Regions from separate parts of the Homo sapiens genome. Here region 1 is linked to region 2. The links are chromatin loops, found by intact Hi-C in ENCODE. Cell type or tissue: chondrocyte. All regions are shown on one strand.

The links. A loop is a pair of places that touch in the nucleus more often than their neighbours do. Peaks named below come from ENCODE experiments on the same cell type or tissue, not always from the same donor. Only the 100,000 strongest peaks of a DNase experiment are listed, where the experiment ranks them.
Region 1: it touches region 2 in a loop (8-fold over the local background); 3 of 110 quality-filtered maps call a loop at or near these places.

The regions. Positions count from the first base shown.
Region 1 is chr20:3,559,811-3,567,810 of GRCh38, forward strand. ATRN (attractin) reads left to right here. Exons shown (of 29, transcript NM_139321.3): 8 at 852-1,095; 9 at 2,466-2,649; 10 at 3,399-3,553; 11 at 5,538-5,622. Among named protein-coding and RNA genes, the nearest start is that of ATRN, 93 kb to the left of the region's middle. In chondrocyte, a CTCF peak has its summit at 3,959 (motif pointing right); no DNase peak of the experiment used is centred here.
Region 2 is chr20:3,765,494-3,773,493 of GRCh38, forward strand. ADISSP (adipose secreted signaling protein) reads right to left here and starts at 2,260. Exons shown (of 6, transcript NM_001258429.2): 1 at 2,170-2,260. RefSeq lists enhancers at 1,405-2,169, 2,297-2,883, 3,545-3,594 and a silencer at 2,155-2,394. In chondrocyte, CTCF peaks have their summits at 3,294 (motif pointing left) and 3,500; DNase peaks (open chromatin) are centred at 2,438, 4,828 and 7,785.

The DNA of each region.
Region 1 (8,000 bases), 210 kb before region 2:
ATTTTCATTTCCTCATTTTTATAGATAGATGGTAGGATGAGGCAACTTTATTTTTCCAAGTCCTTTTATACTATAAAAGATTCATGTGAGGAAGTCCAAGAAAACTGGTGAAGTATTAGAGATGTAAAATATGATTAGTTTTATTTCCCTTTTCCCTTTTTTTATCCTTTTCCTAGTAACTCACTGAAAGGCGCCTTTTGCTAACCCTTAAAATTTTTTTTAATTTATTTTTTACTGAGGTAAAATATACGTATATAATGGTACCATCTTTACCATTTTTAAGTGTACAGTTTGGTGGTAATAAATATATTTACATTCTTTTTTTCCTTCTTCATTCTCCCCCACCAGCCTGCCAGCCTCTGGTAACCACCAGTCTACTCTCTATCTTCATGAGATCCACTTTTTTAGTTCCCACATATGATTGATAATGTGATATTTGTCTCTGTGCTTGGCTTATTTTACTTAACATAATGACCTCCAGTTCAGTCCATGTTGCTACAAAATGACTGGATGTCATTCTTTTTAACGGCTGAATAATGCTCCATTGTGTATATATACACCACATTTTCTTTATCTAATTATCCATTGATAGACACGTTGATTCCATGTTTTGGCTATTGTCAATTGTGCTGCAATTAACATGGGAGTGCAGATATCTCTTTGATATGTTCATTTCCATTCTTTTGGATATATACCCAGTATCGAAATTGTTGGATCATAGGGTAGTTCTATTTTTAGTTTCTTGACTAACCTTTTTTAAGCTGAGAATAATATTGAGCTTTTGTTCTTCTCTGTTCTCAGATTTAATCTTTTCAATGTTTTTAAAAATTTTGTTTGCATTTTTTTCCTAGGATAAAATTTACATGTATGGAGGAAAAATTGATTCAACTGGGAATGTGACCAATGAGTTGAGAGTTTTTCACATTCATAATGAGTCATGGGTGTTGTTGACCCCTAAGGCAAAGGAGCAGTATGCAGTGGTTGGGCACTCTGCACACATTGTTACACTGAAGAATGGCCGAGTGGTCATGCTGGTCATCTTTGGTCACTGCCCTCTCTATGGATATATAAGCAATGTGCAGGAATATGATTTGGGTAGGTATATTTTTTCCAGTAGATGCCTTTTGAACATCAGATTTAAAACCTCTAAGCTTATTATTTTGACTGTTTAGAAAAGTTCAACCTAATCTTGATTCGGTACTTTATCTTGAAACATAGTAAACACTGGGCCCAGGCGTGGTGGCCCACTCCTGTAATCCCAGCACTTTGGGAGGCTGAGGCGGGCGGATCACCTAAGGTCAGGAGTTCAAGACCAGCCTGGCACCAACATGGTGAAACCCTGTCTCTACTAAAAATACAAAAATTAGCCTGTCCTGGTGGCGGGCACCTATAATCCCAGCAACTCAGGAGGCTGAGGCAGGAGAATCGCTTGAACCCGGGAGGTGGAGGTTGCAGTGAGCCAAGATTGCACCACTGCACTCCAGCCTGGGGGACAGAGTGAGACTCCGTCTCAAAACAAACAAACAAACAAACAAACAAAAGCAACATAGTTAACATTGATGTATTACCAGTGAAATGCAGATTATCGATGCTCCTATGTAGTATGTATTTGTTACTGTCAATTTGGTAAGGAGCCAAAGATGACGCAAAGTGCTTTGGGTATTTAAAATAAATAAATAAAAATGGTTCAAAACAATAAATATTGAAGAAAAAAAATATTTGCCCAGCCCTTTAGAGATTGGTTTAGTGGAGTATGATTTACCCTTAATATGAAATATTTCCCTTGGTTAAATTTCATTGTATCTGTTGTTGTGCAGTAGGAATACCAGGTATAATTAACATTTTGTGAAAGTAGGCCTATAAAATATATCTGTATATTGGTCACCAAAGGTTGTAGGGAATTAAATGTTCATTTGAGTGAACATTTTATTTATTGAGACAGGCTCTTGTTCTCTCACACAGGCTGGAGTGCAGTGGCACAATCATAGCTCACTGCAGCCTTGATGCCCTGTCCTCAAGTGATCCTCCCACCTTAGCCTCCCTAGTAGCTGGGACTACAGGTGCGTGCCACCACTCCTGGCTAATTTTTTAATTTTAGTAGAGATGGGATCTTGCTATGTTGCCCAGGCTGGCCAACATAGCAGGCCTCAAGTGATCCTCCCACCTTAGCCTCCCAAAGTGCTGGGATTACACATGTAAGCCACTTCGCCTGGCCCTGAGTGTTTTAAATTTAGTTAATTCTTTTCCTACATGGCATATTAGAACATCAGAACATAGAACAGACTGGAATTGGGCCACATGGCTTTGTTATAAGTTTTAGGTGGCTTTCTTTAAAATATAAAGATAAAAAAGTATATGTATCAGGTCTCCTGAAATCCATTCTCATGCCCTAAGCTCTTTGGACATTTTCAGTAGTAGAGAGGAGGAGCCTGCCATGCTTGCCTTTAACTGTCTTTCCTTTCCAGATAAGAACACATGGAGTATATTACACACCCAGGGTGCCCTTGTGCAAGGGGGTTACGGCCATAGCAGTGTTTACGACCATAGGACCAGGGCCCTATACGTTCATGGTGGCTACAAGGCTTTCAGTGCCAATAAGTACCGGCTTGCAGATGATCTCTACCGATATGATGTGGATACCCAGATGTGGTGGGTACTTTTTCTTGAGCTTTCACTTTAAGGTGTAAATTCTGTAGAGGCAATTGTGGAGAAAATATTGTGCTATCTTTTTGTTTTCATGCCTGGCAGATAATTCTGTTCGGCATTATATATAGAGAAATTGGGAAATAAACAGAGGGTAATAAAGTAGCTAGTATTTATTTTGTTACGTTATTCTGTAATTCTGTAGCAGGTTGGTTAGAAAATACTTAGAGTTTTTTAACAAATGTAAAGCAAATTTGAGTTACGAAATAATGTAATTATAAAGCGATGGTTTCTCCTCTTTTTCCTCACATGTTTGATACCTTGCTATGGGTACTGTTTTATATTCTGTCATAAAAATAATCATTTTTAGTAGCTGTGCAATACTCCATTTTGTGGGTATGCTGAGACTATGCAGGTGAAAGTTTTGGTTTCTTTCTAGTTTTTATGTCATTAAGAAACCATTATGCATTAAGCTTCTGTCAATATTTCACATGATTTCTGCCCAGAAACTGGAATTATATAGCTACGGGGTATGAAGAGTTTAAGGTTCTTAATATATTTTGCCAAAACTCTTACAGGTCTTTAAAATTATCTGTATTTATTGTTGAAAAACTTACTTTTATGTAGGGAAAACTCTGGAAGGATTTGTACATTTGGGTCTGAGGTTAATAAAGTGGTTGTGCTTGCATTAGCAGATACATAAATATTCTTTAAAAACTAACCTTGTATTTATTATTTCTAAATAAACTCAAAAGGACCATTCTTAAGGACAGCCGATTTTTCCGTTACTTGCACACAGCTGTGATAGTGAGTGGAACCATGCTGGTGTTTGGAGGAAACACACACAATGACACATCTATGAGCCATGGCGCCAAATGCTTCTCTTCAGATTTCATGGCCTATGACATTGGTAAGTTTCCCAAAACCATTTTCTCTTCAGGCATCTTTTTGCCTATACTATAAGCAGCATTTAAAAGGAGACTGAAAATATTGCCAGTTCAAAATGATCAGGCCATTTGAAAGAGGTCCAAATGGTATTTTTTATATTCATTTGACTAATGTTACACATCTGGTAAAAATTATTTCTACATTAAATTCTTTTTGAAATCACTCCTGTTAATTGCTTGAATGCTAATTTTTAAGGCTGAGTTGAGGTGTCTAGTCTCTCCTTTGTCATGTTATGCCTACCTGGTAGTGTTACATAGTTGCAACCACCAGCATTGTGTTAAAATTGGTTCACGTATTAGCTTTATCTCATTCCCTAGAAAACTGGTTTCTCACATGGTCTTGGTGTGGCAATATACCAGACCAGAAGAGGGCAGTATTTGTTCATGCAAAGCAAATGCATACCGGATGATCTCTTTCATAAAAATTGTCAGATGTTCATTTTAAACAAATTATTATTTTTTTGATTGTGGTAAAATACACATAAAATTTACCATCCTAACTATATTTAAATGTCTAGTTTAGTGATACTAAACACATTCATAATGTTATAAATCCATCACCGCCATCCATCTTCAGAACTGTCTTCATCTTGTAAGACTGAAGCTGTATACCCATTAAACAATAATGTCCCATTTCTTCCTCCCCACAATGCCTGGCAACCACTATTCTACAGTCTGTCTCTGTGATTTTGACTATTCCAAGTCAGACATTCGTTTTTAACAGACATTTGTGTGCCAGCCACTCAGTTTGTACATTGAGGAGATCAGATGAATAACTTAAAGCCCTTAGCCTCAAAGTAGAAGAGGTAGAGAAATGAGCAGACAATAGAATTGCACTTCAGGGTGTTTCTGGCTGAAAAGAATGTATGAGAGCACCTCTGAGTACCCTTTAAGTCATGGAGGGTAGAGTGATAAACAGGGAACACTTTCTTAAGGAGGGGCCATCCTCTCTGGGTCCTTGGGGACACTAGGTGTCAGGTAGGTGAAGTTAGGCAGCACTCTCCAGGCAGAGGAAACCCAGTTTGCAGAGACACAGAGGTGGAAAAGACCGGCACATATTTAAGGGCTCAAAGAGTGAGACACTGAGTGTGAGGTTGGCATGGTATAGCAGCACCAGTTGGTATTAGATCCAGAAGAGAAGTTGCTAGTATGGGTCACAACAAGGGAAAATTAATCAATCTATGGGATCTAGGAAAGGACTTTGTAAAAATTAGGTGACATTTAAATTTCTTGAAATTTCATTTTCCACCTTTATTTTTCCATTTTAGCTACTAAATTTGAGCAAATCAATATAGAAAAGAGTGGAAAATAATTATGAAACCCATGTTTTGCTGACATAAGCTTTGTAGAATGTAAAATTTGCTTGCTTTAAAAAACATTCTTGGCTGGGCGTGGTGGTTCATGCCTGTAATCCCAGCACTTTGGGAGGCCCAGGTGGGCAGATCACGAGGTCAGGAGATTGAGACTATCCTGGCTAACACGGTGAAACCCCATCTCTACTAAAAATAAAAAAAATTAGCCAGGCATGGTGGCAGGCGCCTATAGGCCCAGCTACTTGGGAGGATGAGGCAGGAGAATGGCGTGAACCTGGGAGGAGGAGCTTGCAGTGAGCTGAGATCACACCACTGCACTCCAGCCTGGGTGACAGAGCGAGACTCTGTCTCAATTCTAGTGCATCAAACTGATAGGCAGTTGGGTGAGTGATCCAGATGTCATGGATTTCGGGTGCGTTTGCTAGTTAGAATTGTGGTATGATCCCGCCTTTCTTCCATGCCCTGTTGCTCTGCTGCTGCTTCATTTTAACCCAGAAATGATGTTGTAACTGAGAAAATTGAGAGGCATGTTTTATGAGGTTCTCTTTGTTGTAGTATTTTTCCCAAAGAAAATGTCAGGTCCTGTTGATTAGAAATGGTAGTCCGTTTAAAAATATATTTTTCTTTCTCCTAGCCTGTGACCGCTGGTCAGTGCTTCCCAGACCTGATCTCCACCATGATGTCAACAGATTTGGCCATTCAGCAGTCTTACACAACAGGTAATTGGAGAAGTGATTGCTCCTTTTCTTTTGTGTTTAAAATGAAAATAAAGGGCCGGGCACGGTGGCTCACGCCTGTAATTCTGGCACTTTGGGAGGCCGAGGCGGGTGGAATACGAGGTCAGGAGATCAAGACCATCCTGGCCAACATGGTAAAGACCCATCTCTACTAAAAGTACAAAAATTAGCTGGGCTTGGTAGTGCGTGCCTGTAATCCCCCCTAGTTGGGAGGCTGAGGCAGGAGAATCGCTTGAACGAGGGATGCTGAGGCAGGAGAATCACTTGAACCAGGGAGTTGGAGGTTGCCGTGAGACGAGATCGCGCCACAGCACTCCAGCCTGGCAACAGAGCAAGACTCTGTCTCAAAAAAAAAAAAAAAAAAAAAAAAGAGAAAAGTAAAGTGGAATTGGACTCAACATATTATTCACAAGATTCCCTCATCCCAGTAGTTTTTTTACAGGATTATGTGGGTATAAATTTTCTGATTTATGTTTAAAATATTTGATGTGGAGGTGAATTACTTTGAATGCCATGTTTATTGATCTGGTTTTGTTAGCACGCAAGAGCATGCTTTTTGGTGTGGTCTGAGTGCCTGGGGCAACAAAAGTTACGTGCATGTCATTGTCTTATGTCCTTTGTTATTGTTAGTGGTATTTAGGTTGTCAAGTTCCTAGTAGTTGTATCTGAATAGTAAGAAGTTTGGAAAAGAGGAGAGAGGGCACTTCAGATGGGGGGATAAGGTAGGAGAACAGAGGTGGAGAGATTGTGAAGTTTAATATAGCTCAAGTCTGTAGGCTCTGGATAATCAGAAGTCTGCAGTTCATTGCATTTTATCGCTCAAAAATGCCTGGCCCAAACTACCAGAGCTCTTCAAAAAATCGGCCCTTGGAGAAGTCTCAGTCAAATAAGGGAGATTCAGAGTGGCCACTCTACTTGTTCCTTACAGTGTGCTTTAAAGATTTTTAAGAAGTTAAACAGCCTAATCACATTATTAATTTTTCTCATTCAGTTTCTGCTATTACTACTGCTGTCTACTTTCCCTTTTTTAAAATTCTAAGCCATATAAATCCTAAGGATGTTTAAGCGTTATAATGCCTGCATCATGTTAGAATTCCTTTGGCTTTTGAAATTTCTGTTGTAACGATGGAAGACAGATGAGGTAATTTCACTTAGATTAGGAAAGATGAGAGGCCGGGCACGGTGGCTCACGCCTGTAATCCCAGCACTTTGGGAGGCCGAGGAGGGCCGATCACTTGAGCCCAGGAGTTCCAGACCACCCTGGTCAACATGGCAAAACCCCCGTCTCTTCCTAAAATACAAAACAATTAGCCAGGTGTGGTGGTAGGCACCTGTAGTCCCAGCTACTTGGGAGGCTGAGGCAGGAGAATCACTTGAACCCAGGAGGCGGAAATTGCAGTGAGCCAAGATTATGCCACTGCATTCCAGCCTGGGCGACAGCGAGACTCCATCTCAAAAAAAAAAAAAAAAAAAAGGAAAAGTGAGAAGGTGACATATTTTGGAGATGTTGTGAAGGAAGAGTTGAGACAATTTAGGAACTAGCTACTAGGAAAAGGTGCTATCTTATATAAGGTAATTATTTCGTTTTTTAGCAATGTGTATGGTTTTACTATGAGAACATTTGACAGCTAGAGACTAAAATGGAAGGATTTCTGGCCACCTTGCTAATTTGAAGTGTTATTATAAATCATAATCTTGAACTTCCTCAGTACAGAAGACCCTTAAAGCTTTCTAGCAAGTGCCTCTTGAGATTTTCATCTGAAACGCAGTGGGACCATTTTGTCATTATCATGCCTGTGGGAGCCTGGCCTCAACTGTCTTCGTTTGTGTTCCTAGTTCTCCTAGCACAGGATTTGGCACATAATAGACATTTGCTAAATGGCAGGTATTAGTACAGTCATAACTAGCAAACAAATGAATTTTTTATAAAACATTCTTAGGTTTTATTCAAACTCAGAGAAGTTGAGACTTTACCATAAAATATAATTTAATCATGAGTCAAAATTGGGAATGCCTTGCCTGAGTTGTAATGTTTTCATTTTATGTGATTCCAGTGGTATGTTTGAACCCTGATATGTAAGTATCTGTGTGTGTGAGACAGGATTGGGTAGGTGGCAGGAGACCCTGAGGGAGGCCAGCTACTAAAAGGCCATAGTTTTGGTTTAATTTTATGAAATAATTTACTGAAAAAGAAACTTCGATTCACAGCATTTCTTCATGCTTTAAGTGGATCAACAGCATTGGGTGAGCTGTGCCTTCCTTGGTTTTCATTGAGGTTTTGAGGGAGGCAGGAAGGAGGAGGAGAGATGGCTGTGACATACCAAGGCGGCAGGAGATGCAGCTGTGCCTCTCAGTTGCCT
Region 2 (8,000 bases):
GGTTTGCTGCAACTGTGCCTGAAGCTCTGTGACAATGCACCCCCCATCTCTGCAAAAGCAAACCCCCAAAGGCCTGGTTTCTAAAGCAACAGCAGTTTCAGCAGCACCGTCAGAGAGGCACTTCAGGCCAATCCTGGAGGAGCCAGGAGTGACCCTTAGAGTGGGCCCCAGGGACGTCAGCCTTCTTGGAAAACAGCTCAAGGGGTGAGGGGGCCTCCCTCCTCCTGCCTCCCCCTTCTCCCACTCCCAAAGCAGCCAGGTCCCTAGGGAGGGTCAGAGAACAGATGCTGGGAGTTTCCAGTCCCCCTAACCAGAGGGGGTCACAAGGAAGATGTGCAGAATGAACATCCTGGGAAACTGGGAAATGACTAGGGAGGAACATGGTGCCTCCCCGCCAGCAAAAAAAATTATACCCTTCCCCATGAGATGGAGTGTCAGCAAGCTTCCAGGCCCCAGCCCAGGGTGCAGGAAGAGGAGCTACACCCATTCACCTCTGGTCAGCATGCTCCCAACGTCTGAGACCTCATTTCTCATTCCTTCTTCAGTCCCCATTCTCATTGTGGTTCGAGGTCTTTCTCTCTGAGCCAGGAACTCCGCAACCTTCCACCCTCCCTACCTCTTCCTCTCCTACCCCAGCCTGGGGCTCAGTCCTGGCTCAAGCACTCAGTCCAGCAGAAGCACTGTGTAGCCTCCCATTAAAGCTCACGCCTGTGAAAAGAACAGCCATTGAGGCCTTGAGATGGGGCCACACTGACCCGCTGACTCTCAGGACTGGACACAGCAGAGGCCACACATACTCAGAACAAAGCCTGGAAAGGCAAGGCTGGAGGTCAGTAGTTGTGGCAGCTTCACATCAACTCAGCTTTAATGTGATTTAATTTCCTTCTCCCTCCAGTGGGCCAAAGGTGCAAAGATAAGTATGGCTGTTCTCTCTCCTTCTAACAGTGAGGTGCTGGGGGTGGGGGTGGGGGAATATGGAGAAGGGACCCTCACCACCCACACCTTCCTGCCTCCCCAACAAGTGCTGCCCTCCTCTGCCCAGCATTCTCCCCACTTTGCCCTCAGCTAGTGGGTGCTTAGCCTCCAGATAGCATGCCCCACCTAGGCCCTGCCCTGGGCCTGTGATCCAGAGGTCCCAAGAAGCAGAGGCCAGGCTGGATCCAGGGGGTCAGCCAAGGTGAGGGTGGGAGCACACAGGATTATCTCCCAGGGACAGGGCTGCTGCCTCGTAGCTCAGGATGGATAGAATGTGGGGGGATATCCAGCTACATTTTCCCTCCACAAAAGACCAGAATGGGAGAGGGATGGGGTGCTGCCCCGACTTTCTTCAACTCCCCGGAGCAGAAAAATGCCCTACCTCCACTTTCCAGTGCCAAGATTCAAGAAGAAAGGCAAGCGGAGACTTCCCTTTCTCAGTCCCTGCTTACTAATGGAAACACGGGTCCAGAACCTAAATCCAGTCCCTCCTCCTTCATACCACCGGGAGGGAGGTGCAGCCCAAGCCCCCGAGGCCCCAAGGGTCCAGGTGTAGGACCCTTTATCCTCTCCGGCAGCCATCCCTGTGGGTGTGGCACCCCCGCCACACCCCATTCTTGTCATCTCAGGGGGAGGGGGGAAATGTAATCGGACATCCCCCCCATCCAATCCATCCTGAGCTGCGAGGCGGCGGCTCTGTCCCTCGGAGATAATCCTGTGCACTCCCCACCTTCACTCACCTCGGCTGACGCAGGAGTCTCCGGAGCCCGCACTCCCAGACATCACTGCCCTCCTTCCTGAGGGTGCTGAGGCTCGGAGGCTCAGAGATGCTACTGGTCCAAGGTCATGCAGCGAGGCAGCGGCAATGAACAGGGTCGTGGGGAGGAGGGGGCGCTGACCCCATTACGCCCCCGCCCTCACTACCGCACTCATGCCCCCGGACAATCGCTTCGCGGAAAACACCCCAGCTGCACCAGCTAACGGTCACTGCGCCCCGGGAACCTGACATCACTCTAGTTCAGGTGCTGGGGAGTCCTCCAGGCCCGGCCCCGACAGCGGAGCCCCCCACCCCAGCCCTGCCATCACGGCCGCTGGGGTCCCAGGCACTGACTGCTCAGGACAGGGCCGGGACCGGGAGGGGACCTCGGCGAACGGGAAGGAACCGGGAGGCAGGGAGCAGAGGGGTGGCCTCACCTTGCGGGGTGCACCCCGGGGCCGGGGAGGGCAGGGACGACCACTGCAGCGGCGGCGGCTGCAGGAGCTCAACGCCGAGCACGAGGAAGGGAGCCCCGCGCCGCGGCCGCCCTCCCGTCGGCACGCCCCCGCCTCCGCCCATTGGTTGATCTGGGAGGGTGGGGCGAGGGACGCTCCGGACCAATGAGCGGGCTCCAAAGAACGGCCAACTGGCGAGGGCCGCCTACGTCACGTGCCAGGGTCGCCGAGGCAGCGCCCTGCTAGTCCGCGCCTGCCGGGCGAGCTCTCGCGAGGAAGACGGGCAGGCGGCCCAACTAGGCCAGGGGCCAGAACCGACCACTCGAAGAGGGAGAAGGAGGGCCTCGGATAGGCCCCGCCCCCGCTCCTTCTTCCGCCTGGGGGATAGCGCCTCTAGCCTTGAACCTTGCTTAGGACGCACCTCCCTTGGGCCCTTCGCTCTCGGGAGGGCTGTCGGGCGCGTCTCGGGGCTGGGTGGAGCTCCCGAAGGTGGCCTTTCTCCCTGGGCTTCCACGCCGGCTTCGGCCATCGATACGGGCCGTGTTGGTCTCGTTCAGGAGCTGAGGAACCCTCCATCACTCCTGTTTCGACCCCAGGGTTTGGACCTCTTCCCCTTCCACCCCATCCCCTGTCTCGAAAGAAGCAACCCCCGTGCGGGCCCGAGACGCGTCCCGGGTGCCTGGCCCGGCCTGGAGAAGCATCAGAACAAAGAAGGCACGCGGGCTGGGGGCTGGGAGAGCCTGTGACGCGCCCCCGGGGACCGCAGCCTCTGCTCCCGGTCTCCATGGAGGCGGTCGCCATGGCAGCGAGATGCGCCTCGCTCAGCACCGCGGGGTGGGATGTGGGCGCCTGCAATGAGCCGAGGAGCGAGAGGCGTGGCCCTCCGGTCTGCGGGGGTTCTTGCCGGTGCTCTCCGCCCGCCGGTTCGCGAACACCCCACCTATACTTCGCCCGTGGGGACGGATTCCCCAAAGTGCCCTCAGTAAGCCGTCCGGAGCACGCAGCGCCTTGCTTCCAACGGAACTAGAGAGACGGCCTGGGCGGCCGAAGGCCAGCCTCCCTTCAGCAGGGCCGGGGTCGCTGCCTTAAAGGAGCCCTCAAGTCTGCCACCCTGTGGCCCATAACCTGTCTGCTGATCTCCAGTCTGCACACTGTTGGCAAATTAATCTTTCTGAGCTCTTGTTTTCATCGCGTCCCTCTCCTGCTCCAAAGCCCTCTGGGACTGCCTCCAGTAGCGCTTCACAAACTTCAGCAGCACTTTGGGTGACTCATGTGCCCTCGCGTTTGAGAGACAGCGCTTACATTGAGAGCTTTTCACATTCTGATCTCAGCCCATCCACTCCTGCCCACTCTACCCACTCCCACCACACTACCTTTAGACCTTGTCTTGAAAGTCTAAAGTTGGCAGACGGTGGGCCCAAAGTGGCCCGTAGGTGTATTTTGTTTAGCTCACATGGGGCTTTTTAAAAGAAGTCCTTCCCCCTCCTGCCTCCTCCGCCTCTTTCTGGAATCAGGAATCTGGTTTCGTGGCTTTTGAAATATCAGAAGATCTGACAACATGGGCTCACTTTCCAGCCTGGCATTACAAGCCCCTTTAAGAGCACATAAATTTACCATAGTCCCCGCTAATCCCTGTTTCTCACGGTTAGTTACCTTCTGGGTCTGTGCAGACATTTGTGATCCCCTCCCCCTCATTATCCCACCTTCCAACCTGGAAGGCCCTCCCCGCTCTCTTCTCATAGCCAAAATTCAAGCCCTCTTCAACCAAGATAAGTTTTGCCTATTTATTTATTTATTTATTTTTGAGACAGAGTCTCACTCTGTCGCCCAGGCTTGAGTTCAGTGGTGCCATCTCGGCTGACTACAGCCTCCACCCCCTCCCCCGCCGGGTTCAAGCCATTCTCCTGCCTCAGCCTCCCAAGTAGCTGGGATTCTAGGTGCGCGCCACCACACCCAGGGCTAATTTTTGTATTTTTAGTGGAGACAGGGTTTCACCATGTTGGTCAGGTGGGTCTCAAACTCCTAGCCTCAAGTGATCTGCCTGCCTCAGCCTCCCAAAGTGCTGGGATTACAGGCATGAGCCACCGCGCCTGGCCCAAGCCTGCCTTTTTCAAAAGTCTTTCTAGCCAACTTCTCAAAACCATCTCTGGTGTGGGCTCTCTCAAACACAAACTGGCTGCTAACTGCACAGCCCGGGGTTATTTCCGAATTGTCAACTCCTTTCAGCAAACATTTACTGAATGTATCTGATGAGTAAGTTATTGTGCTAGGCTCTGTGGAGTGGAAGGCACTCACAGTTTAGTGTAGGAGGGACACCACACACAAAGAACTGTGGTCTCCTGTCCTTGCCAAATGTTCCTCACACTCCCAGGCATCGGGCAGTCTGGCCCACTGGGAGGAGCTGAAATACAGAGCTGCCCATGCCTAGGGATACTACATGCTCTCAGGGAAGGCCAAAGATGGTTCTGGAAAGCCTCCAGGAGAAAATTAGACTCTTTGTGTCAGGAGGAAGTCAGGGCAGGAGTTACCTGGCTGCCCCATCACTGCCCAATGTGTCTGTGTTACCACACGAGTAGTGCCCAGGCTCTGGGGCTTCCTGTGCGGAGGGCCTTACCAAAGATAGATGGCTCTGCAAGGGAAACCACAGGCCCCTACCAGGCCCCCTGGAGACAGAGGCAGGACAAGAAGAATCAGGAACAACTCCAGGTTAGGAGAACAGATGGAGCACGTATAAAACATCCACTCACGGCCGGGCGTGGTGGCTCACGCCTGTAATCCCAGCACTTTGGGAGGCTGAGATGGGCGGATCATGAGGTCAGGAGATCAAGACCATCCTGGCTAACACGGTGAAACCCCGTCTCTACTAAAAATACAAAAAATTAGCCGGGCATGGTGGCTGATGCCTGTAGTCCCAGCTACTCGGGAGGCTGAGGCAGGAGAATGGCGTGAACCCGGGAGGCGGAGCTTGCAGTGAGCCGAGATTGCGCCACTGCACTCCAGCTTGGGCGACTGAGCCAGACTCCATCTCCAAAAAAAAAAAAAAAAAAATCCACTCACCATGAGAACCTGGTGACTTTTAAAAAAAAACAAAAAAACACAACACTTGCTACAACTCCAAACACACGGTTTTTTGTTTTTTTTTTTATTTTTCAGAGACAGGGTCTCACTATGTTGCCCAGGCTGGTCTCAAACTCTTGGCCTCAAGCGATCCCCCGACCTTGGGCTCCTAATGTGCTGGGACCAGACCAGAGGCACAAGCCACTGTGCCCAGCCCTCTATTCTTTTTAATTAAAAATTAAACAACTATAACCTCATTGGAAAACTGCTTGGCAGTACCTAATAAAAATGATAAATGAAATGAGTAATTCCACTTTTTTTTTTTTTTTGAGACAGAGTCTTACTCTGTCACCCAGGCTGGAATGCAGTGGTGCGATCTCAGCTCTCTACAACCTCTGCCTCCTGGGCTCAAGCACTCCTCCCACCTCAGCCTCCCCAGTAGCCAGGACTACAGGCACATGCCACCACACCCAGCTAATTTTTGTATTTTTTTTTTTTTTTTGAGATTACAGGCATGTGCCACCACGCCGGCTAATTTTGTATTTTTAGTAGAGACGGGTTTCTCCATGTTGGTCACGCTAGTCTCGAACTCCCAACCTCAGGTAAACTGCCTGCCTCAGCCTCCCAAAGTGCTGGGATTACAGGCATGAGCCACCGTGCCTGGCCAATTTTTTTGTATTTTTAATAGAGACGGGGTTTCACCATGTTGGCCAGGCTGGTCTCGAACTCCTGACCTCAGGTGACCGACCCACCTCAGACTCCCAAAGTGCTGGGATTACAAGCTTGAGCCACCATGCCCAGCCATGGCATGTGTTTAATTTTAAAAGAAACTGGCAAATTGTTTTCCAAAATGACTGTACTTACTTACACTCCCATTAGCAGAGTATAAGAGTTTCTGTTGCTTCACATCCTCATCAACATAAAAATTTGCAATTTTGTAAAAAACGCTACACCATGCTAACCAAACAAAGCAGGGCAACGGACTACCAGTCTTCAGCCTCTCCTCTGAGCCATGCCCTTGTAGAGGACAATTTCACAACAGCTATCAAGATTACAAATGCACACACAAAAAAAGAGAAAACACACACACACACACACACACACACACAGCCAACATGGTGAAACCCCATCTCTACTAAAAATACAAAAAATTAGCTGGGCGTGGTGGCAGGTGCCTGTAATGCCAGCTACCCAGGAGGTTGAGGCAGGAGAATCGCTTGAACCCGGGAGGCAGAGGATGCAGTGAGGCAAGATAGTGTCATTGCACTCCAGCCTGGGCCACAGCGCGAGACTCTGACTCAAAAAAGAAAAAAGAGAGAGGAAAAAAAACACAACAAAGATTACAGATGCATATATTCTTTGATCTAGGAACCCCAGTTCTGGAATTTATCATTTAGATATACTTCCCCATGATACTAAATCATGAGTGTATGAGGTTATTTATTGTTGCATTCTTGTGATAGCAAAAGATTGGAAATAACTCAAATGTCCATAAATAGAAGACTTCTTAAATAAATTTGGTACAGACAATATAATGTTATATGGCTTTAAAAAGAAAAAAAAAAAAGAGGAAGTTTTCAATGTCCTCCCAAGTAGCCAGGATTACAGGCGTGAGCCACCATGCCGGGATAATTTTTGTATTTTTAGTAGAGATGGGGTTTTGCCATGTTATACAAGCTGGTCTCGAACTCCTGGCCTCAAGCGATCCACCCACCTCAGCCTCCCAAAATGCTAGGATTACAGGCATGAGCTACCGTGCCCAGCCTGCTAAGGAAAGATTTTGTATTAGCTAGGATTCTCCAGAGAAACAGAACTAGGAAAGAGGGCAGATAGGAAAGACTGACATATTATAAGGAATTGACTCACACAATTATGGAGTCTGACCAGTCCCAAGAGCTGCAGGTTGGGTTGGCAAGTTGGAGACCCAGGAGAGCCAATGGTTTAGTTCCAGTCTGAGTCCCAATGCCTGAGAGCCAGGAAAGTCAATGATGTATCTCCAGTCCAAAGGGCAGCAGGTTTGAGACCAAGGAAGAATCAATGTTTCAGTTTGATCCCAAAGGCGAGAAAAAAGCTGATGTTCCAGTTCAAAGACCACCAGGCAATAAAAATTCTCTCTTATTTGGGGAGGGCCAGCCTTTTTCTTCTATTTAGGTCTCAACTGACTGGATGTGGCCCACTCACATTAGAGAGGGAAATCTGTTTCACTCATCTGCTGATTTCTTTCTTTTTTCCTTTTGTTTTTGAAATGGATTCTCACTCTGTTGCCCAGGCTGGAGTGCCGTGGCATGATCTTGGTTCCCTGCAACCTCCACCTCCCGGGTTCAAGCGATTCTCCTGCCTCAGCTTCCTGAGTAGCTGGGGTTACAGGCAATCACCACCACGCCCGGCTAATTTTTGTATTTTTAGTAGAGACGGGGTTTCGCCATGTTGACCAGGCTGGTCTTGAATGCCTGACCTCAGGTGATTAGCCCGCCTCGGCCTCCCAAAGTGCTGGGATTACAGGCGTGAGCCACCGTGCCCGGCCTCATCTGCTGATTTAAATGTTAACCTTAGCCGGGTGCGGTGGTTTACCCCTGTTTTCCCAGCACTTTGGGAGGCCGAGGCGGGCGGCTCACTCGAGCTCAGGTGTTCGGGTCAACATGGTGAAACCTGCCTCTACTAAATACATAAAAATTAGCTGGGCATGGTGGCATGAGCCTGTAGTCCCAGCTACTCAGGAGGCCGAGGCACGAGAATCACTTGAACCCAGGAGGTGG